Linked DNA regions of Homo sapiens: region 1 is linked to region 2. The links are chromatin contacts, found by Hi-C or POLR2A ChIA-PET in ENCODE. All regions are on one chromosome and are shown on one strand. The core of a region is the stretch at or near the end of the contact, and the rest is flanking DNA. Distances in the headings are between cores, read along the strand shown.

What was found. Hi-C counts contacts between places; a loop is a spot of excess contacts on that map. ChIA-PET counts read pairs that join two places held with the same protein, here RNA polymerase II (POLR2A). Pooled maps may share reads with other maps.
Region 1: a loop to region 2 is called in a map of astrocyte of the cerebellum, with 5 times the contacts of the local background. The contact joins two enhancer-like sites. A Hi-C loop is called at or near these places in 2 of 168 maps with a recorded cell type or tissue (astrocyte of the cerebellum and transverse colon) and 2 of 50 pooled maps. POLR2A ChIA-PET finds 5 or more read pairs at or near these places in 3 of 52 experiments (MCF 10A, OCI-LY7 and activated T-cell).

The regions. Positions count from the first base shown.
Region 1 is chr2:160,581,591-160,584,290 of GRCh38, forward strand. All of the region lies in intron 2 of LOC105373718 (a long non-coding RNA gene), which reads right to left. Among named protein-coding and RNA genes, the nearest start is that of RBMS1, 89 kb to the left of the region's middle. Within about 2 kb of position 1,386, at least 6 of the 41 ENCODE cell types and tissues checked have a DNase peak (open chromatin) inside an H3K27ac peak, as active enhancers do.
Region 2 is chr2:160,537,331-160,540,030 of GRCh38, forward strand. No RefSeq gene overlaps it. Among named protein-coding and RNA genes, the nearest start is that of RBMS1, 45 kb to the left of the region's middle. Within about 2 kb of position 1,446, at least 3 of the 41 ENCODE cell types and tissues checked have a DNase peak (open chromatin) inside an H3K27ac peak, as active enhancers do.

The DNA of each region.
Region 1 (2,700 bases), core at 136-2,635, 44 kb after region 2:
AAACCAACAAGTTAAAAATCACTGGTAGCGGGAGCTAGGGCAAGAATGAGCCAGAGGAGGGCCCTGGTGAGCCCCAAGTAAGATTACTATTCAGGATGACACAGACAGCTCATATAGAGAACGATTGCCTTGAGTGTGCACCAGGGCTCAACGGAAAACCTCAGAAAGCCACTTGAATAGAAAATCGAAGGGGTCCCAATATGTGGACAGGGGTACTTTTCATCCTGCTGAGGAATCAGCAAAAAGAGCCAGTCAATTCTTTGCTCCAATACTGATTTTTTAAAAAAAGTTTAAAAAATGGAAAAATAATAATTAGAGATATTCATGGGATACACAGTGATGTTTCAACACACAGAATGTATAGTGATCAGATCAGAATAATTACCACATCCATCATCCCAAATGTTTACCATTTATTTGTGTTGGGAACATCTAATATCCTGCTTCTAGCTATTTGAGAGTATATAATATATTAATGTTAACTACAGTCATCCTACAGTGGTATAGAACACTGGAAATTATTCCTCATCCAGCTCCAAGACTAGTTTGTGCTACAAGGGTCTGGAGATAATTTAAGAAGGGGAGTGGAGTGGGGAAGGGGAAGGGAAAAGATGCATTTATGAAATACGTCACTAATCTAAATTTGTGGAGAGAGTTCTGGGATTTTCTCATAGGACCAGAACTCAAAAGCCTCCATCTGGGTAAAATCAAGATAAAATGTTTGCTGACTCCTTATACCCTAAGGGGTGAGATGCTCTTACTAAGAGCTTCTGAAAGCTTCTTTTCAAGCAAGCCCCTGTCATAAGAAAGACAATAGGATGTTTACAGTTTTCTTTCTTTCTTTTTTTTTTTGATAAATTCTGGCTGATGGTAATTCAGAACCATGCGTAACAATGTTTAGTTTTCTATGCAGACAGTGCAATGCTTGGACATGTCATGAACTTTGCAAAGAAAAAGAATATGCCTTGTAAAAAATTTAGTACCCAAATTTTGGGACCCAGAAAATTGAAATCTGTGAAGAATGCACATCTAAATCTTTAACATAGTGCCTCGGGGTTGGGGATGGGGGGGTAGCAGGAGGGAGGGGGATGTAATTCAAATACCAGCCTGGAGGAATCATTTCCATTATGCTGTAAGAAATGTAAGAAGTTATTATAATGAGGTCAGTTCTGGTCCTTATGTTATTAGCCGACCAGTGAGGACAGAGACAAGGTAGAACAGAAATTAATTAGTATTATGGGGGCTTTATAATCCAAGGTATTCAGAAATTTAGCAAAACTAGGTCTGTGTTCTTAAAAAAAAAAAGGATTATAGAGAGACCTTATTAAAGCACAGAAGGCTCAGCTATTTAAGATGGTGACATACATAGAGGCAGGAATGTGCAGAGAGAAGCTGAAAGGCAGCCAGGCCCTGAAGGAATTTCAGTGGAATTTCTTCACCGGAGGAGTAGTTAATAAATAGAGCAGATTTCTAAGGGCAGAAACTAGAGCAGTTACTACAAATAGTTTTATTTTTCCTCCTCCTTCTTCTTCTTCTTTAAAGAAGGGAGTGATAGGAAGTTGGAGAGGAAAATGTTGAAACAAAGAAAAACAAGCTTCTTACTAGCTCTCTAGGCCATCTCCCATGCAAAAATGTCTGTTCCCAGACATTCAGAATGTTGTATCATTTAGTAATCATAAAACATACTGTAGAGTTGACCTTGGGTGTTAGTTTTAGATTAATACTAGATATCATTAGGAACTGCATGTAATATAATACTTTTCAAGAGTCTGAAATACCATTTGTTTTGTCTTGCTGCCAACATTTCTGCTATTTTCCATTGCACAGGACAGAAATGAGGGCTTGAAAATCCTTTTGTGCTCTGCAGTCGTCCCCTCCTCCTGCCTTTGATGCAGGTCTTCCTCATAGTCTGATACACAAAGCCTTTTCTGGGACAGTGTTAATATACTAGATGTTTACAGATCTGAGGTTCTGAGTTATTTCTGCTTCCCCTTGATCAGGTAGGTTGGCTAACTCATTGTGCACATGCGTTTTTATTCTTCGTACTGTAAAATGATGACATAAAGAGAATGGGTGTAAATGTGTATATCTTTCCACCAACATATCTACAGTTTTATCAATATGCAGATTTTCTCTCACCTTGCCAGTCAAAAAATATTTGACCAGTAATCAGCTTGGCAAAAACTGTTAACTTTGAAATTTGCCAGTTGATTCCTGGGGCTGGAACTATTATCTGTTGTTCCTGTTACTATTTCTCTATTTGTGTCTCTCTCTGTCACTACCCATGAAAGTAAAAAGAATATTTACCCAAAGCCTTGCGATCTCACAAAAGAAGGGTTCGGTCAGGGCAACAGCTCAGGCAGCCCCAGTGAATAGCTCAGCTGACAGGCGTGTGGCGTGACTGGACTCACTGCACAGCAGCATTTCTCAGACCATGGGCTGTGTGGTCACCTGGGGTGTTTGTAGAGATGCAGATTCCTAGGCTCCACACCAGACCTACTGAAACAGCATTCCTGGGCTTGGGGCCTGTGAGTCTGCATTTAATTATGTCGCCCACGTGACTCTGAGATACATGGGCCTAGAGGAATGGAATGTGTACTTTGAAGGGGAAGACATGATGGGGGCTAAGAAGGCAACTGTAATGGATATTTGCTTTCATTTCAGCCCAAACCTCACAGGGAAGAGCAATAGCACAGGTTA
Region 2 (2,700 bases), core at 196-2,695:
TTCCCCAGATCTGTTTTTCAGTTTGTTTTTAACATGAGTGACTCCATTTTTATTCTGACAACTTTTTATAGTGGTATCAACATCTTTGTCAGTTATTTGAATTAGGCAATTAGTTGCATATTTTATTTTAATTTTTGTCCCAATCTTAATGAAAAATAGAAGTGCTAATATCAATCATTGAACTTTTTATATGCTTAATAATGACAAAGATGAAAACCATAAAGCTTGCCAAAAACCTGAATTCTTTTTTTTTTTTTTTTTTGAGTCTTTGAGTTGTGCTCCATCACTCAGGCTGGAGTGCAATGGTGTGCTCTCCGCTCACGGCAACCTCCGCCTCCCTGGTTCAAGCGATTCTCATGCCTCAGCCTCCTGAGTAAATTCTTTAGTCTATTTGAACTCAAGCTTTGTTTTCAATTTTAAGAACAAAATTAACAAGAACAAAACAAGATTATGATTTGAACATGAAGTAAGACTAGGACTTTGACAGTTTGTTTTGTTTTATTGATTTTAGAGACAGGGTCTTGCTCTTGTCATCTAGGCTGGAGTGCAGTGGTACAATCATAGTTCACTGTAACCTGGAACTCCTGGGCTCAAGTCATCCTCCTGCCTCAACCTCTGGAGTAGCTGGGACTACAGGAACCCACCACTATGCCTGGCTTTTGTATTTTTTTAATTTCTGAGAATTGGCATCCTTTAAGACGTATAAGTCTGCTGATTTAATATTACATTTTCAACTTTTGTGCATGTATCTGGAATACTTTATGTACAGAAATTGGAGACTGCATAGCAGAACTACTTTATGTAAACATTGAAATAATTGAAAATGTCATCTTAGTAAAGTTGAGCCCTGGTAGAGATGGAGTTGTGCCTGGCCAAGTGACTATCTGTTTGAACCTCCCATCAGGATCTGAGTTCTGTCAGTCCTACAAGGTCATAAGGCCAGGCAGGCCCAGTCACCATCCAGTATAGATGGCAGTGATACATTTGGGGCTGAGCACAAGCAGGACCAGAAGCAGCACAAGCAAGCTGTGTGAGTATAGCTCTCAGACCCCATGTCAGAGAAACATCTTAGCTGACGTCCGTGTTCATAAGGATAGTCATTACAAGTAGCCGATGGAAGAGGAAATAACCTAAACACGATTTATGGGTGAATCTGACCAATTTGTGGTACAAACCATAACTCAAGTGTGACTTTGAAAGACTATTGTGTATAGCAAATCCTCCCAGTAAGCCAGCTGCTTGTGGGTGATGCAGGATATAATTCTTTGGCTATGAACTCATAGCGACAGAAGACTTGTATCTTCTTTGCTGAGAAGTGGGTCCTCTGGTCTGTGTGGGATCCTGTGCTAGTGGATCCGACACTCTGTTAACTCCCTGGATAGTGGTGCTGGCTGAGGTCTTGCAGGCAAGAAAGGCAAATACGTATCTGGAGTATGTGTCTATTTTGGGAGAACAAATCTCTGACCCTTCCAGGATGGCAGGGGTCCAAGAAGTGAGGTTGCTGATGTCAGATGTCCAGGTTATTCTACATGGTTGGTTAGTGTCTGTTCTATGGTGGATGGTCTCTGGTGGGTGCTCTCATGTGATATATAGATCTTCATACTTTGTGCCCATGCCCATATCTATTCACATGCTTCTATCTTAGAATTTATTGCACTTAATCTTCCAATTTCCCTTTTACAGGTCTCTGACCACTTTTTTTTTTTTCTATTGGCCAAAAGAGCTAGGCCATTTGCCACTGCCTCTGAATCATATACCTTCAAACCGTGGGACAGTTCTCTTTCTACCCAAAGTGGATATAACCAGGTACCATGAGCATTTGTGTATGTTTACATTCCTATGTTGTCATTTCCCTTGAGTAAATATCTAAAAGTGGAATTTCTGGGTCAGATGGTAAGTGTATGTTTAACTCTAAGAAACTGCCAAAGTGTTTCCAGAATGGCTATAGCATTTTGCATTCTCACCAGCAAAGTATGAGAATTATATGCCAACGCTTATTTTTTTTTTAGTCTTTTTAATTTTAGTCATTTTAATTTGGATGTGTCCTAGCATCTCATTATGATTCTAATTTGCATTTCCCTGGAAACTAATGATGTTGACTAATTCATGTGCTTAATGTCCATTTATATATCTGCTTTTTGAAGTAGCTGTTCAAGTCTTTTGCCCATTAAACAATTGGATTACATTTTAAAAATTGAGTTATGAGATATTTTTATATATTTTAGATATAAGACCTTTTTCAGGTGAATGTATTGCAAATATTTTTCCCAGTCTGTGACTTGCTTTTTTATTTTTTAATAGTATCTCTCAAAGAGCAAAAGTTTTAATTTTGATGAATTTCAGTTTATCAAGTTTTTCTTTTATGATTTTTGTGTCCTAAGAAATCTCTGCTTAGCCCAAGGTTGTGAAGATTTTATGTTTTCACCTAGAAGTTTAATAATTTTAGCTTTTATGTTTTGGTCTATGATCCATTTAGAGATTTTTGTGTGGGGGTGTATTGTGTGAAGAAATACCAAGATCGATTTTTCTTTATATGGATATCCAGTTGTTCCAGCACCATTTGTTGAAAAGACTATCCTTTTCACATTGAGTTACCTTGGCACCTTTGTCAAAAATCAATTCTCTATGTATGCGTGGGTCTATTTCTGGACACACTATTCTGTTTCAGTTATTTATATGTCTCTTCTTATGCAATGATAC